4 separate regions of the Homo sapiens genome follow, and all the other regions are linked to region 1. The links are chromatin contacts, found by Hi-C or POLR2A ChIA-PET in ENCODE. All regions are on one chromosome and are shown on one strand. Each heading gives the region's core, a stretch centred on a gene start or an enhancer-like site at or near the end of the contact. The rest is flanking DNA. Distances are from core to core; before and after follow the strand shown.

Evidence for each region. Hi-C counts contacts between places; a loop is a spot of excess contacts on that map. ChIA-PET counts read pairs that join two places held with the same protein, here RNA polymerase II (POLR2A). Pooled maps may share reads with other maps.
Region 2: a loop to region 1 is called in a map of B cell, with 12 times the contacts of the local background. The contact joins the promoter of TPRA1 here to the promoter of LINC02021 in region 1. A Hi-C loop is called at or near these places in 2 of 168 maps with a recorded cell type or tissue (B cell and CD4-positive, alpha-beta T cell) and 12 of 50 pooled maps.
Region 3: a loop to region 1 is called in a map of natural killer cell, with 15 times the contacts of the local background. The contact joins the promoter of NPHP3-ACAD11 here to the promoter of LINC02021 in region 1. A Hi-C loop is called at or near these places in 3 of 168 maps with a recorded cell type or tissue (CD4-positive, alpha-beta T cell, CD4-positive, alpha-beta memory T cell and natural killer cell), 8 of 37 single-sample maps with no recorded cell type and 9 of 50 pooled maps. POLR2A ChIA-PET finds 5 or more read pairs at or near these places in 1 of 52 experiments (activated B cell).
Region 4: a loop to region 1 is called in a map of naive thymus-derived CD4-positive, alpha-beta T cell, with 32 times the contacts of the local background. The contact joins the promoter of ABTB1 here to the promoter of LINC02021 in region 1. A Hi-C loop is called at or near these places in 1 of 168 maps with a recorded cell type or tissue (naive thymus-derived CD4-positive, alpha-beta T cell) and 6 of 50 pooled maps. POLR2A ChIA-PET finds 5 or more read pairs at or near these places in 1 of 52 experiments (naive thymus-derived CD4-positive, alpha-beta T cell).

Annotation. Positions count from the first base shown.
Region 1 is chr3:130,109,866-130,114,039 of GRCh38, forward strand. It overlaps LINC02021 (long intergenic non-protein coding RNA 2021), which reads left to right and starts at 1,842. Exons shown (of 3, transcript NR_146653.1): 1 at 1,842-1,947; 2 at 2,757-2,879. LOC124909432 (a long non-coding RNA gene) reads right to left here. Exons shown (of 3, transcript XR_007096083.1): 3 at 3,495-3,768. It also overlaps the pseudogene FAM86HP. RefSeq lists enhancers at 913-1,102, 1,203-1,252 and silencers at 2,253-2,302, 2,373-2,542.
Region 2 is chr3:127,587,855-127,592,083 of GRCh38, forward strand. It overlaps TPRA1 (transmembrane protein adipocyte associated 1), which reads right to left and starts at 2,879. Exons shown (of 11, transcript NM_001136053.4): 1 at 2,556-2,879. RefSeq lists enhancers at 1,144-1,821, 1,822-2,498 and silencers at 2,232-2,701, 3,202-3,531.
Region 3 is chr3:132,720,204-132,724,102 of GRCh38, forward strand. NPHP3-ACAD11 (NPHP3-ACAD11 readthrough (NMD candidate)) reads right to left here and starts at 2,256. Exons shown (of 45, transcript NR_037804.1): 1 at 1,760-2,256. NPHP3 (nephrocystin 3) reads right to left here and starts at 2,206. Exons shown (of 27, transcript NM_153240.5): 1 at 1,760-2,206. The coding sequence starts at 2,152. NPHP3-AS1 (NPHP3 antisense RNA 1) reads left to right here and starts at 1,547. Exons shown (of 11, transcript NR_002811.2): 1 at 1,547-2,176. RefSeq lists silencers at 1,863-2,112, 2,213-2,722 and an enhancer at 2,963-3,152.
Region 4 is chr3:127,670,576-127,674,681 of GRCh38, forward strand. It overlaps ABTB1 (ankyrin repeat and BTB domain containing 1), which reads left to right and starts at 2,377. Exons shown (of 12, transcript NM_172027.3): 1 at 2,377-2,506; 2 at 3,816-3,878; 3 at 3,970-4,025. The coding sequence starts at 2,451. It overlaps PODXL2 (podocalyxin like 2), which reads left to right. Exons shown (of 8, transcript NM_015720.4): 7 at 859-1,038; 8 at 1,693-2,227. The coding sequence ends at 1,905. RefSeq lists silencers at 1,659-1,738, 1,749-2,348, 2,489-2,748.

The DNA.
Region 1 (4,174 bases), core at 592-3,091:
CACAGGGCCTTTGCATATCCTGTTCCCCAAACCCTTCCCATGGCTGGCTGCTTCACCACTCAGGCCCCAGTTCAAATGCCACGTCTTTGGGGAAGGCTTCCCTGATTCCCCGACTTTAGTGACTCTTCTTCCCAGTTGGTCCATTCACCATTCCCCTGTTTTCTTGGCTTTAAAGCCACTCTCATCTGGTCTTTTCTTGTTTATTCATTTATTTGTTTATTCTCTAGCTCTCCCATGCAAGCAGAGCCTCATCTATCATGGGTACTGCTGATCCATGGTGCTTGGCTCACGGAAGGCATTTATTAAACATTTTGAGACTGAATAAAAACACTAGCTAACACCGACATGCATTTGCCATGAGCCAGGCACTGATCCACAGGCTTTTGTACTCAACGCTGACAACAACCCTAAGAGGTAGGTATCATTATATCAACCATTTTATTAATAAGAAAACAACAGCACAGAGAGATGCAGTCACTTGCCCAAGGTCACACAGGGCCAGGGGTTGGGCCAGGATTTGAAGCAGGCAGGCTGTCTCCTGGGTCTGAACTCTCAACTACTACACCCTAATCAAACAATCCCTCTGGTCAAATGTGAGTGATAATAATAGTACCCACCTCGTGGGTGTTGATGGTGAGCCCAAGTTAGCATTCAGCGTGGGCATGTGAACAATTATAGTCAATACTGAATGGAGACCTATGATGCTTTTATGAAGGTTTCTATTTTGGGTTAAAAATGCACAAATTTCTCCTGACCAGAAATGATCTCTGAGTGCTAAATATTTCATGTCAATGGAATAACGCAAATGATTAAGCAACACCCCATAAAATGGGGCAGACCCAGGGAGGAATATATATCCAAACTGACTCATCCCAGTGAGCTCACCGCACATGAATTACAAATGGAGCAGGGTGCATTAAGCCCCTCTGCTGGCAGAAGGGAGGCTGCTGCCTGCCATGCGCCTGTGCTGAGAATGGCAGGTCCCCAGGGAGAGGAGAGGCCACCCCCTTCTCTGTCTCTTCCATCACAGGAGTGAAAGCCTCAGCGCATGAGCTGATTCTGTGCAGTGCTCGACATACAGATGAGAACACTGAGGCCCGAGGGACAGCCTTTGACCTGGTCACCGTGCTCAGGAGGAGGTGGTTACCCGCGGGCCTGAGGGTGCTGACTTTTTAGAATGGGCGAGGGCAGCTGTGTCCCAGTGACCAGAACGATTACTGCCTTTAAAAAGTCATGAAAATGATCGTGAACTGTACCCCACACCGAGCGCGCGTCTGCCCCCCAAGACTGTGGAGACGCCCCCAGCTTCCGCCGCCAGCTCGCGGGGCAGGAGGGGTGAGAGCGACTCTGGCCAGGCCCCAGGGACGGGGACCGGGTCTCGTGGCCCTGACCGGGGAGAGCCCAGGAACTCACGTGGCAGGAGCGCCGGGGGTTTCAGCAGGGAGACCCATCCCGTCTGCCCCTGGACTTCCGCAAGCCCCGCAGGCCTCTCCGCTCGCCCCGCCGCCCACCTGCCAGGGGAAGGAGCGCAGTGTGCGCGCCGCTAGGAAGCGGCGCTCGAAACTCTGCAGCAAGAGTTTGGTACCCGCGTTCTCCTCAGGCGCCATGACGTGGGCGGGGCCGCAGCGTTGCCAGGAGACCGGGCGGAAGCCGGGCCTGGACTGAAAAGGGGGCGGGCCCAGGGTAGTGCGCGGAGGCAGAGAGGTGGCGGGGCCTAGGGGTAGGGTCAGGAGGAGCGTCCTGGGGGCGGGCGCTAGGGCGGGGCCAAGATGAGCTTAGGAGGGTGGGGCCTGGGGTGGGGCCAGGATGAGCGTCATGAGAGCGAGGCCTGGGGTAGGGCCAGAATTAACGTCGTTGGGGCAGGTCCTGGGTAGATTCCAGGTTGGCGGGTCCTGGGGCGGGGCCAGGATAGGGCGATCCTGGAAGCTGGGCTTCGGAAGCGTCCAGGTTGGTGGCGTCCTGGAGGCGGTGCCTTGCGTGAGGGCAGGATAAGAGTCCTGGAGGCGGGCATTAGGGCGGGGATAAACGCCATTGGGTTCAGGAGGCGGGACTCGGAGCAGAGCCCAGGAGACAGGTCCTAGGGCGGGGCTAAGGCCAGACCCAGAGAAGGGCTCAGGAGGCGGGGCCGGGGCGGGGCGTTGACTATGTCTTAGCACATGGCCAGGCGGTGCGCGGACTCTGGGAGGCGGAGCTTAGGACGGGCCCACGTGGGGAGGGGCCCAGGGTCCGGGAGGCGGGGCGGAGTCCAGGCTGCGGGCTGCGCTCAGGAGGCGGGCCCTGGGAGGCGGAGCTTAGGGAGGGGCCGGTGTCGGGAGGGACCCAGGGACTGGGAGGCCGGTCGGGGCTGGGCTCAGGGGCCCAGACCTAGCTGGGCTTGGGGCGGGGCCGAGACGGAGCGAGGGGTCCAGGGTGTGGGAAACGGGGAGGGGTTTGAGGAGGGGATCGGAATGTGGCTCAAGTTCGGGAGGCGTTACCTGCGGAGGGTTTGAGGCAGGTCCAGGAGCGAGCCCACGGTCTGCCGACGCGGGGCCAGGGGCGGGCCCCAGGATCCGGAGCTTCGGGCGGGGCCGAGTCCGGGTTTGGGGCCCGGGAGGCGGGGCCAGTTAGAGCGAGGGTCCCTGGGATCGTCAGGTCAGGCCTTGGGCTAACGTAGGCACTCGCAGTTCCTCCGCCTTCAGGAAGGTCTTTTTAGCAGGGGCCTTACGGGTGCGCGCTTCGGTCCTGGAGGCCTTATCCTAGCCTCCTCTCTCCATCAGCGCCACCCGTCTGGGGCCCAAAAGGAGGGAGCTTTACCTCTGTCCCCCAGCCTTTGGAGTGTCACCAAACAAGCCATTCGTTCACCAAATACTTATTAAGTGCCTGACAACGGAGATGTAACGGTGAGAAAAACTCGGTGTTGTCCAGGCCCTCCAGGGGCTCAGGGGCTCGTGGAAGAAGTGGACATTGAAGTATTTATCACACAAATGAGTGTAAAAGTACAATAGCATATCTGCCACGAAGGTGAGCAGACAGAGCTAGCGGGGCTTGCAGGAGGAGTTTTGATCTTGCGGGGACAGGAAGGAGGAGTTAGCTCCTGCGGGGTGGGATTGGGGGTTGTGGTGATATAGACGTGGGGACAGAGTGGAAAACAACAAAAATATAATTATTTTAGTTCAAAGTTATTGTGTCTTGAGTTGAAAGGCAGGGCAGTTAGCAACACAGTTCAGATTTCAGTACTGTCCCTGAAATCTGAACTGTGTTCAAAGTCTAAAACGTTTACCTTAGCAAATTCCTCATAAAACTCCATTTGGAAGAGTCCCGAGAGCTAATTTGTTAAGTATACTTGCAGAAGGTAGATGAGGAGACAGATTAAATCTTATTACCTCTTTCAGATGAGAGGCACTTGAGCCCTGCTCAGCTATGAGAATAAGAGGGGGAATTAATTCTAATTGAATACACTTGTTCTCTTATAGCTGTTGTTCCCCACCAGAACCAAATGAGCGCAAGATCTGACAAAGAAAAAAAAAGGTTCATCTTTTATTCCCCCATACCCTTTCATTTAAATCAAGAGGATGAGATGTGGTTATTGCTGTGTTTTTAGGCAGAATCAACGGTTTCTGGGTCTGAGATGTTGCATACACCCTCTCAGTCCCTGTAGCCTGAGATGGAGTCACGTGAGAATCCACAGCAAGTCCTAACCAGGGATGGGTCTGGGTGATTAAGGAAGGTTGGCTTCAGAACTGGGCCAGGGGCACTGCTTTGCTTTTGCTGTTTTGATCAGCTCTCTGCCTGCAGGAGACAAGGAAAATCAATGGGAACAGGTTAGTTATACTCAGAAATCCTGGGCTTATTTTATTAACTCACATAATAGCTATTAATTGTCTTTCCTCCAAGGAGCAAAAGGGCATATACGGTCAATGCCATAGTAAATAACACTGTATTATGTTATACTAAAATATTAATCTAGGTTGGTTCAGTCTTTCCTGATTCCATAGATTGGAAACGGATTGAAGAAGGACGCTAGTGGACCACAGAGCTGAGCCATGCACACAGAAGAAATCTTTTTTTCTTTTTTTTTTGGAGATGGAGTTTTGCTCTCTTGTTGCCCAGGCTGGAGTGCAATGGCGCGATCTCGGCTCACTGCAACCTCCACCTCCCAGGTTCAAGCGATTCTCCTGCCTCAGCCTCCTGAGTA
Region 2 (4,229 bases), core at 1,629-4,128, 2.5 Mb before region 1:
GGTTCCCAGGTCCATGGACCTCTTGTGAAGCCCCCATTGCTGTGGGGTCTGAGGAAACACAGAGGAGGTGTCAGCTGCTCTGCCTGCCCCCACTCCCCTGCCAACAACGTAGTAACCTCTGTGCCTAACCTCTGAGCCCTGGCCTCCAACCCTGGGAGGGAGGTACTTATGTTATCCGCATTGTGCACGTGGAGCTCAGAGGGGCAGCCACTTGCCAGGCCAGCAATCCAGGCTGTCTGTCTCCAGAGCCCAGGCCCCCAGTCAACAACTTGCCAGGTGCCCCTCTCCAGGCCTCGGCTTCTCCACCTGTGGGTCAAGAGCACCAGGCTTGTTCTAGAGCTATCTTCTCAGACCTGATGTGGGAAATACCCTGGTGTTGTTAACATGCAGATGCTGCTCCCAAGGGCAGGGGTAGGGCTGAACAGTCTGTGTTTCCCACAGGCTCCCAGGTGGTGCCCCTGCTGCTGCTACTTGATCCAGCAACCACACTGGGGTTATGGGGCTGCTGGCCATACCAGGATTGCCATTACGTATCAAAGCTTAGGAAATAACTGAAGCACTGACTTTTTTTTTTTTTTTTTTTTGAGACAGAGTCTCGCTTTGTCACCTAGGCTGGAGTGCAATGGTGCGATCTTGGGTCACTGCAACCTCCGCCTCCTGGATTCAAGCGATTCTCCCGCCTCAGCCTCCTGAGTAGCTGGGATTACAGGTGTGCACCACCACACCCGGCTAATTTTTGTATTTTTAGTAGAAATGGGGTTTCACCATGTTGGCCAAGCTGGTCTCAAACTCCTGACCTCAGATGATCCACCCACTTCAGCCTCCCAAAGTGCTACGATTACAGGCATGAGCCACTGCGCCTGGCCCGCACTGACTTTTAGTTAATAGGATGCACACTTCCTATGTGCAGACATGGTGCTCAGTGCTTTACACGTGGTGACACACTTAACAATGGCATCGCCTTCTAAGGGAGAGAGGACAATTACTGTCCCCTTATACAGAGGAGAGGAGAGGCAGAGAAGGGGTCAGTCCTCAGCCTTCTCTACTTAGTTCTCTTAGACTGATGCTCCCAAGCACTGACAAAGAAGTGGGAGGGGTTGGTCAGCTCACGATAGGGGCCTAAGGGTGGTGAGAAGGGGTGGTGAGAAGGGGTGGAGCCCAGGGGTGATTCTCAGAGGAGGAATTCCTGCGGTGCAGAGCACCCTGGGCAACCCCAGGCCTCCCAGGAACAGGGAAACTGGGACAGACTGTTTCTTCCACCTGGGAGGAGTCTCCCAGACTCACAACATTCCAGGGGCCTCTGCCTCCCTCCCTCCCACCCAGTTGAGGGACAGGATGCTGGCTAGGCTCAGGTCATGGTCACGCAATGCAGGACCCGCTGAGAACGACTGGGTAAGGCCTTCTCTCTCCTCTCTGGGACTCAGCTTTCCCTGCTCTCTCATCTGTGCAACAGGATTGACCAAACCCCACCCACAGCTACCGGATAGGAAACCCTGGGGAGAGGGGCCCTCAGTGCTTCCCACACCGACGGGTTGTTGAGCTTACAAACCCTAGGGCCTAAGGGTGGTGAGAAGGGGTGGAGCCCAGGGGTGACAAGGTGGGGAAGGCTCCATAGGGCAGAGGCCAAGTAAGTTACTTTGCTCTCCCCTGTTGTCCTTCGGCCTTGGGGCTGGCAGGCGTGTGGTCCCTGTCCTAAGCCGGAGACCCCAGTAAGATGGGGAGGCCTGGGCCCAATCTGACCTGCACCTTGCCCTCCCTGCTTGCCTTCCACCTGCTGAGCTGGTCCGTTCCTCAGGGCCTTTGGGCTGGCTCTCCCCCAGCTCTCTCCTGACACCTCCTCTGAGAAGCCTTCCCTTCTCAGCTGTCTCCAGCGCCCGAGCCGCGTCTGGGTATTTACTACTCTCTATCCCGGGAGTGCTCAGGACTCGGTCCCCTAGAACAAGGCCTGGCACGACACGAGCCCTCAACAGGTTGTTATGACGGGAACAACTGAATCTCCAGCACCGCCAAGCCCCGCTGGGGACTGGACGACCCTGCGGCCCCTCCTCACTGCAGAGAAGAGGGCAAAGCCAGCCCCCACCTGCATTCCCCGAGTCCAGAGGGAGCGGAGGCTTCGACATGGCCCCCTCACGGGGCAGCAAAGCCCCGAACCGGCGGCAGGCTTGGCTCAGGAGCACCTCGGCCGCTGCGGGCAGCCACCGTGGGGCTGGAGCCCGTGCCGCCACCCCGCGCCGGACCGGGTCGCCGAGGTCCGGATCTCCACCCGCACTGCCTCCAGCCGGGGCCGAGCCCGACGCCGCTACGTGCGGCTCCCTCCCGGGCCTCGCGTGCCCCCGCGCCCCGAGCGACTCCCGACTGCCCGGCACCCCTCCCGTGGGTTCCCACATCCAGGGCCTTCCCTCCCAAACGCCGCCTTGGCCGTCCGAGCTGCGCCCGAGCGGAAATGGGCCGCTCGCGGAGCAAGGAGGGGAACGGCGGCTGGGCTTCCCGCCGGGGCGAGGGACGGGGCTCCCCCTCTAGCTGCGGCAGGAGACGGGGAGAAGGCCCCTCCTTACCTGACAGCCCGGGCCGCGCTCAGGACCGGCCGCCCCGGCCGCCCCGGCCGCCCATCCGCCGCCACTGGGTGTGCGCGGATCCAGCACAGGCCGCGGGACTCCGGCCTCCAGCGCCAGACCAGGCGGCCTGGGCCGGGAAGCGTCGCGCAAGGACCGGGCGCGACCGGCTCCGTGGAATGAGGGCTAGGCAGGAAAGGCGAGGCGGGGTCAGCTCGCCGGGCCGCGGGTCTCGCGGACACCCTGCAGCCCTTCCCGACAGCGGCGACCGGGAAAGCAAGACCGTCTTTTTCGTCCAGCCCAAATTGCGAAAACGGCCACAGTCCCACAAGTCCCAGAGTCCCAGAGTCCCTGTTATCACTCAGGCCCGCCCTCTAACCTCCAGCAGCCTATAGGAATAAGTCATCACTGGGGGAAAAAAAAAAAAAAGTGGGAGAGACCAATCAAATTCCCAAGAGGCGGAGCAGCCCGCTGACCTCTTAAAGAGACAGCACAGAGGAGGTGCAGAGACAAGACGCTGCTTCACGGAAGAGAGAGGCCTGCGTTTCTCACTCGGAAAGCGGGCGGAATCGAAGACTGGAAAGCTGAGGACGCGCCACCTCTCGCCCTACGCGCCTTCCAGCTGGCAGCAGTTGTCAGTGGACCAGCTGGCGGCAGCCGCGCTCCACCTCCCGGCCTGGGCCGCGGCCGGACCGTCGGGGCGGAGCCTCCGGGGACCGCCCCCTCGCGTGCGGGCGCTTCGGGCGCCCTGCAGGGGTGACCTGGGGTCAGCTTGGGGGAAGGCGTGTCGGGGACCCTCCCCGGCGCCACGCGCTCCAGCCGCGCCACGCCGCAGGGCCGCCGCCTCCCAGCGCCCTGCTCCACGCGGCGCCGCCATGCCTCGGGCACTCCTCTTAGCAACCCTGCTAGGCAGTCATTATAGTCACCTTTTACAGGGCCACCTGAGGCTTGGAGAGGTCAAATAACTTGACCAAAGCCGCGCAATGAGGAAGCGACACAGCCAGGACGCCTCTCCCCAACTCTAACTTCCACAGTTCTTCACGCCTGTTCCTCTGGAAAGCCCTCCCTGATTGCGCCTGTCTTATCCCCTGGCATCGATGCTGCATTCACCATACTCAAGCCATGCGGGTCTCTGTTTCTGTCCCTCGGCTGTTCCAAGCTTGTTCCTGCTCCTGGCTCTACACCTGTTCCCCCGCAGAGCTGGCTCCTTGCCACATCATGTCCTCTAGAGGGTTTTGTGGACACCCTCGCTGGAGCGGCTGTCCAGTCTCATTTCCTTCCGAGCATCTTAATTCTCACCTGATTGTTTTCATTTACCTGCCTCCCCGTCCAGTCTCCCCACCCTATTATAGAATTCCAGCGTCATGAGGATGGAGCCAAGAGAGCCAAGCTGCAGGATGTCCCCTGCAGCATCCTGAGGCTGACTCAGAGCCTCGTGCAGATTGTAGGCACTCAGTTATTACAGGCACCCCAAGACTCACACCTTGCGACAGCACCGCTGGGCTGGAATGAGATTGGGTCCCATTCTTCTCCTTGCTCCTGTCCTAAAAACACAGGGAGATTGGGGAAGAAACCACCTTGTGATCCTCTGGGACTTTCCCAGCCTGGACCACACCCAAATGTGCATACCTAAGTTTAGGCTTCTATATTCGCCAGAGAGGCTGGGCAATGCCGGCC
Region 3 (3,899 bases), core at 1,006-3,505, 2.6 Mb after region 1:
ACTATGTCTTATTCATCTCACCATCCCTTGAGCACTTCACAGTGCCTGGTACACTGCAAGTCTCCAGTAAATGTCTGACACAATGAATGAAATAAATATGGATAAGTTTTTTCATGCCTCGATATGTGAGAAAGGAACCAGTATGTTTCACAGGGAATCAGGATTGGTGACATGAGTGACTGTGACACTTGCCAACCCTTATTGCACTCCGCCCTGTTTGGTTTGGCCTTTTCTACCCCCACCTCACAGTTGTTTCCAACGTGCGGTGTCTGTTGGGCAGTGGCTTGGATACATTGAATCAGATATTTGAAATGCACTAGTCCATTTTATACATGCAAGTGCATTAAGGTTGCCCAGTAGGAAAACTGATAAGACAACAGATAAACTGCTACACGGACTTCTTCCCAGACAACGACAATAATTACACAACAGCTAATGAGGGAGTTTAAAAACAAAAACAACAACAACAACAACAACAAAACCTGACTAGAAGAATGTCTAGTCTTGAAGACAGGAGGCTTTTTTTCTTTTAGAAAAATCAGTCTGAGGTATTTATTTCACCCCGACTGTAACGACTCCGGGAACTCTTAGGCTGCCTATAAGTCTCTCCCACAGTAAAGAGTACACAAACGACACAACAACGACCAGAGGGGCCCCAAACTGAGGGCAAAAAGTTTTAGAGATTCGTTCACAGAAAAGCAACCTCTTGCTTTATACTATTTTTTTTTTTTTGATACGGAGTCTCGCTCTGTCACCCAAGCTGGAGTGCAATGGTGCAATCTCGGCTCACTGCAACCTCCGCCTCCCGGGTTCAAGCAATTCTCTTGCCTCAGCCTCCTGAGTAGCTGGGATTACAGGCGCGTGCCACCATGCCCGGCTAATTTTTGTATTTTTAGTAGAGACGGGGTTTCACCATGTTGGCCAGGCTGATCTCGAACTCCTGACCTCAGGTGATCCGTCCGCCTAGGCCTCGAAAAGTGTTGGGATTACAGGCGTGAGCCACCACGCCCGGCTGCTTTACATACTATTTTATTGAATTATAATGGACCTGCTACATGGAGGGCATGCAATAATTGCTTTTAGCGTAAATTAATCAAATGGACTAGGGAAATTTGACTACATCTAGAGAAGGTTTTCAACCATGGTGAGATCAGGAGGCTTCCAGAAATTTTCATGTCAAGACCATTAAAATGCAAGAGCGATGAAACTTTACAAAGAAACCGACACTTGAGCCCCACTTTGGAGACCCACTTAAAATTTTTATGGTGGGGAGGGGGGTGAAACTCCTAGGAAGAGTTTGCTGAGTTGCTTCAACAGATGTCACCAGCCTTCTGAGGGGGTGGGCGCGGGGGCGGCAGTGGAGCTGGAGATTGGCATTTGCCTCCTCAGGACACTTTCCGGCTAATTTCTTCTAGGTGCCTCAATGAATAAACCAGAAATAGAAAAGCGGGGACCAGGCGCGGTGGCTCACTCCTGTAATCCCAGAACTTTAGGAGGCCGAGGCGGGAGGATCATTGAGCCCAGGAGTTCCAGGTTGCAGTGAGCCGCGATCGTGCCACCGCAGCGAGACCCTGTCTCCAAAAAAAGAGACAGAAAAAGGGGAGGGTTAAGGAATCATTTCAGACTCGAAGAGAATATGGCCTCTCAAATTAAAATGGGCAGTTTCCGCCGAACTTTCAAAGCCGCTTGGTTTGGAGAGGGAGCAGGACGGCCGTGCTTCCCAAGGGTCTCCCGGCGTCGCGGCCCAGCCCGGCGTTACCTGCAGTTCGGCCCGCAGCCGCTTGTTCTCCGTGTCCAGCTTGGCCTCGCGGCGGCCCATGGACAACAACTCCTGGTTCTTGCTGACGCGAAAGATCTCGTACTCCTTCCTGAGCCGCTCGTACTCGGCCGCCGCGTACTCCAGCTCTGGCACCGACGAGCCAGTGGACTTGAAGCTGGCCCCCAGCAGCCCGCCCGCGCCCACCCCGCGGGGCAGCGACCCGGGCCCGGCCCCTGCTGCCGCCCCCGCGCCTCGGCGGAACGAGTTGCGCAGCAGGCGGGCCTTGGGCTTCACCTCCACCGGGATCTCGCAGGCCTCGCCGCCGCCCGCCCCGTACGTGTCCTCGATCACTTCCCCGCCCGCGGGGCTCACGAGCGACGAGGCGGTCCCCATGGCGTCCGTTGCCGCTACTACCTAGTGAGTACCAGCAGGACTGGGCAGCGGAACGGAACGGGACGGGGTGGGGCAGAGGAACGGAACGGGACGGGGCGGGGCAGAGGAACGGAACGGGACGGGGCGGGCCAGCGGGATGGAGCGGGGCCGGAGAGCAGGACTGGGCGGAGCAGCGGGACGGGGCGGAGCAGCGGAACGGGGCGAGGCGGGGGAGCGGGATGGGGCGGGGAAACAGGAGGGGCGGGGCAGCAGAACTGGGCGGGGCGGGGGTGCAGGACGGGGCGGGGGAGCAGGACGGGGCGGGGCAGCGGAACGGGGCGGGGCGGGGCCGGAGAGCCGGACGAGGCGAGGCAGCGGAACGGGGCGGGGAGGGAGAGCGGAAGGGGGTGGGGCAACTGGAGGGGCGGGGCAGCGGAACGGGACGGGGCAGCGGAACTGGGGGGATGGGCGAGGGGGACGGGGCGGGGCAGCAGGGCTAGGCGGGACAACAAGAGGGGCCGGGCAAGTGGGGCGGGGCATGTGGGCGGGGCAGGGCAAACGGGGGTGGGTCGAGAAAGCACACAGGGCCAGGCGGGCTAGCAAGAAGGGCGGGGCTAGCAGGAAGGATGGGGGGAGTGGCGACTGTGCAGGACCAGCAGTGGACCGGACGCTGGTGGAGGGGTGCTCCGAACGCTGGTGGAGTGGTGCTCCGACATAGGGCTTCTCTCCGTTGTCTCCGCCCGGCTCGAGGCTCCCTGGCGGGCGTGCCTCACAGGGAGCACAGGCCTGGGTCCCAGCTGCTCTACAAACGCTGCAGCTATTTCTTTCGCTGCCGCCGTGCCTGACCGGAAACTCCTTTCTGGAAGCAGTTGGGAAATCTGAAAAATTTATGGAGTGCCTGCTATGTGCTTCCCGCGATATCTCTCTCTCAGTATGCATGTAGATAGAATGACCAGCAAGGAATAATGCCAGCAAAGAAAGAGCTTTTAGATTTTACAGTCTGAAACCACCAGGGACAATCCTTAGACAAGGTTAAGTTTTTTAACTCATTGCGGCATGGGACATTGGAGACCGCACACCAGTCTCTCCTTCATTCCCTCCATCAAAGTGGCTAGTCATCTCTTCTCTTACCCTTTAGATTTTCTTCAGGAAGTAGTCATACTAGGCCTTTGCATTCTTCAAAATCCAGAGTGTATATACTAATTTCTTCAGGTGGTCTCCTGAGATAAAGGGAAATATTTCCACCATCACAGTACCTTAAGAACTTTCTACCTTTTCAAATCCGTTCTGATTTCTAACTTCAAATTTTTGAATTCTCCATGTGGATCAGGGGTTTAAGGATCATCCACTAGGTTTCTGACTAAACCCTTTGAACATTTTTGCATCTTAGTACCTCCTTTGGAATGGGCCTCAGCTGAACACTTCCATAACTATGCTTGAGTAAGAAGATAAAATAGCCATCACCCATTCTCTCCAACAAATAACCAAACTCACTATGCTAACTTCCTACAGCTTGGGGAGTACATTCAGATTCTACAGTCTGGAACTGAGTGCTCTGAAGCATGCATCTCTCCTTTCCCCACGTCATTTCTATCCAGTGACATGCCTCTAATCCACATTTCTCCACCCTACTTGCGTACTGATCTTAGATTACTATTGGTCAATGCCAAAGTGACCAAATTTCTTAATCCTAAAAAATGACATTATTTCTTCCTGGCTAACACGGTGAAACCCCGTCTCTACTAAAAATACAAAAAAATTAGCCAGG
Region 4 (4,106 bases), core at 1,127-3,626, 2.4 Mb before region 1:
CTTGATAACAAAAAATTGAGAAAAGTACTGGAGATACACGGGTGGTTCACAGAAACCGGGGAAGAGCTGCAACCTGAACTCAGAAAGGGGGCCTGGTGCAACCTAGGCCTCAGCACTGGGAACTGCCCTGATCCCTCACCTGAGGAGCCCCTGGTGGTGCTCGCCCTCCTGCTTCTCTCTGCTAAGATGCTGATCTGTGGAGATAGCACCTGCCTGGCCCCTGGCGCCGATCTCCTTGGCCAGAGAAGGCAGGACTGACCATGACAACCTGCAGCGTGGAGGGATGCAGGCAGCTACATGCCAGCAGTGAACACGCCATGGGAAGGGAGGAAGCTGGGCAGCCGGGGTGGCCCCCCATGTGGCCTGCATGCCCTCAGTATCCCTCCCTGCACCGGCCCTGGCATCAGGAAGCTGACTGGTCCACCCCTCCCCACCGAGGTGGAAGCGGTTGTATGGTGGAGGATGTGTGGGGGGCTCACATCTCCTGTCTCTCTAACTAGTTAGGATAGGTGTGGGCACTCTCTCTAGTTGGATGGTGTCCAGCAGCATGGGTCCACTCTCACTGGAGGCCTAGGGCCACAGTGAGCTCAGACTCAGCGGCTGGGGCAGAAGCTATGGTGGGATGTGAAGGAGGCTGGGAACATGGGCATGGGGTGGAGAGGCCTCCAGGTGTACTGAGGCAAACGGGATGGGCATGGGGTAGAGGCAAGCCCAGGCGCCAGGGAACTTCAGGAGCCGGGAGTGCCAGCACCTTCTAAGCCTGCTCCCCCATCCCCACCCGAGCCCAATGCAACCACCCCAGAGGAGCCATGGCACCCCAGGACCTCAGCTGAGGAAACTGGCCCCTCCCACCCCTAGATTGGCATCCAGAACTATTCCACAACCAGCAGCTGCCAGGCGCGGGCCAGCCAGGTGCGCAGCGACTACGGCACGCTCTTCGTGGTGCTGGTGGTCATTGGGGCCATCTGCATCATCATCATTGCGCTTGGCCTGCTCTACAACTGCTGGCAGCGCCGGCTGCCCAAGCTCAAGCACGTGGTGAGTGTGGGGACAGGTGGGGCTGGGGGCCAGTTGAGAGGAGAGTGCCCATCGATAGGTGTCCTCATCTGCAAGGGGAGGCAGTGACTCTCCTGGGCGCACAGGGTCCCGTGGGTGAAGCAGCTGGTCAGCCTAGCACTGCTGACTGCTCTGCAGGGCACCAGCCCCAGGACAGGTGCCAGAGGTGCAGGGAGTGAGGGGGCTGCTAGCCCCACCAGGGGGCCCCTCCCTGGCACCACCAGCCCCTTTCCGGCGCAGGCACTGCAGGGCCTGAGCACCTGAATACCTCACCAGAGGCAGGCCCTGCGTTGGTGGTGCCCAAGGATCAAGGAGAGGCTCCAGCAGCCTAGAGGCCTCCCCAGGAGGAAGCGAGCAGAGCCCTAGCGATGCTCCCTGCCCACCTCGCAAGTGGAGTCTTCTTAGGGGGCTGTTGGGGGATCGATGACGTCAGGGAGGCCACGGGGCTTTGTAGTGCCAACGACTAGTAGGTTTATTTTGAGAAAGGAGTTGAGCTGCAGCAACAGAAAAGAAGGATCTGGCACCTGTGGAGGGTGCCGCGGGAACCCCCTGGGTGGGGTTGCACAGACGGCCGCGGGCCTGGCGCTGTCCGGGGGCTGGCTCGCTCGCCCATGGCCTCTCCCCACCCCGCCTCAGTCGCACGGCGAGGAGCTGCGCTTCGTGGAGAACGGCTGCCACGACAACCCCACGCTGGACGTGGCCAGCGACAGCCAGTCGGAGATGCAGGAGAAGCACCCCAGCCTGAACGGCGGCGGGGCCCTCAACGGCCCGGGGAGCTGGGGGGCGCTCATGGGGGGCAAGCGGGACCCCGAGGACTCGGACGTGTTCGAGGAGGACACGCACCTGTGAGCGCAGCCGAGGCGCAGGCCGAGTGGGCCGCCAGGACCAAGCGAGGTGGACCCCGAAACGGACGGCCCGGAGCCCGCACCAGCCCCGCGCCTACCCGGGCCGCCCCCGCGGCCTGGCCCTCGGCGCGGGCTCCTTCCCGCTTCCCCCGACTTCACACGGCGGCTTCGGACCAACTCCCTCACTCCCGCCCGAGGGGCAGGCCTCAAAGCCCGCCTTGGCCCCGCTTTCCCGCCCCTGAACCCCGGCCCCGCGGGCGGCGGGCGGCGCTTCCTGCGCCCCGGGACTCAATTAAACCCGCCCGGAGACCACGCCGGGCCCAGCGCGTCTGCCTTCTTGACTCATTCTTATTTCCGGGGTTGGGGCGGGGCGGGGCGGGCGGGGCACCCCGGGGCAGGGGCGGGGCCGCGGGGCGGGGAGGCCGGGGCGGGCGGGTCCTCCGGACGCCGCTGCAGAGCGGGGCGGGGCGGGGCTGAGCGTGTTTACATCCGCCGGGTGCGCGGCTTCGCCGCCCGAGGTCGTTCGGCTCGGGTACCATCCTCCGCGCCATGGACACCAGCGACCTGTTCGCCAGCTGCAGGAAGGGGGATGTGGGCCGAGTGCGGTGAGGACCTCGCAGTCCCGGGGAGGGTGCGGGAGGTGGCCGCCCTCGGAACGCCTCGGGCCCTGGGACGGGCGGCTGGGCGGCCGCGGAGAGGCGGGCGCCTCTGCCGGGTCACAGCCCTCGGAGCGCCCCCGCGGGGCAGACCACCCGGACCCCCGCCGCAGCCCCCCAGCGGAAGCGCGCTGGGGCGGGGACACTGATGGCCATTGACCCCCGGAGGGCTTCCTGTAAGAAGGGACTGCTCAGCGGAGGCCCGAAGGCGCAGAAGTGGGCGGAGAGAAGGCGGGCCACTGTTCGCCCTGGTAGGGCCCGGACGTCAGACCCCCCGGGCGCAGGGCGCGGGTATAGGCCTGGGACTCCAGACGTGGCCCCTTTCTCTCGTGCTCTCTGGACCTGGCGCGGGGAACACCTAGAGCCCATAATCGGCCTCCGGTCCCTGAGGATTCGGAAACTCCTGACGCAGCTAAAGTGAATCTGGCGCTGAGATGCCCCCTCCATGGGCCGGACGCGGAGGGAAGGGGTGCCCAGTTGGGTTCTGGGGCCCTTCCCCTCCTTGGGCTTCCACTATCCCGTTTGACCTCCTTTTTTCTTGGCCCTTCCTCCCCCTTGACCTGGTGCTGACTGACTGCTTCCACCTCCCCTGGGCTGGCGCCGGGCTGCTGTACTCCCGTAGCCTCCCTGGGCCGCTCCCTGACATCCCGTGCCACTCAAGAGTTAGTGCATAGTGTCAACGCTGAGTGGGTTCACAGCACTTCCAGGTGCAGCCTGGAGGCCTCCTTTGGGCTGCCCCCGCCTCAGTGGGGCTGCATTAGCATTGGCGACTCCCCTCGCTCACCTTCCGCATCCCATCAGTTGCTGTATCCCGCGACTCCTGCCTCCTAGAATTGTGTGCCCTCCACACCATCAGGAGGCCTGCAGCAGCTTTTTCCCGGGCTCCCTGCTTCTAACAGGGCCAGCTTCTTCCTGCAGTAGAGAGCTCTGGTGGGAGTGAAGGCTCCATCACCTCCTCTCCCAAACGCTGAAAGGCCAAAGGTCCAGCCTCGGCACTGGCTCTGGCTTCTGTCCCTGTAGCCCATCGTCCCCCAGCACTGATAGCACACAGTGTCTGCCTGTTCGACCCCACCTCCACATCCTTGCCTGCACTTTGCCTTGAGTGCCTCTCCTGCTCTGGTCTGCCTGTCACCTGCCCTCACCTGGGGGAGGCTTCCCCATACCAAAAGGGATGTTTTCTCTCCGTTCCTTTCCACGGGCCTTCTTTCTCAGACCATGAACCCGTCCTGACCCAGGCTCTGACCTCCTTCCTGCCCAGGTACCTGCTGGAGCAGCGAGACGTGGAGGTGAATGTGCGGGACAAGTGGGACAGCACCCCCTTGTGAGTGCTGGAGAGAGGGGTGGGGAGGGTGGGGGTTGGTGCACCCCTTCAGCACTGAGGACTGCCTCCTGTACTTCCTTCCTCCCTTCAGGTACTATGCCTGCTTGTGTGGGCACGAGGAGCTGGTACTCTACCTTCTGGCCAATGGTGAGAGCAGGGAGCCCGGCTCACGGGTGTGCGTGGGTGCATGCATGTGTGCGTGTGGGTGCATGCATGCGTGCGTGCATT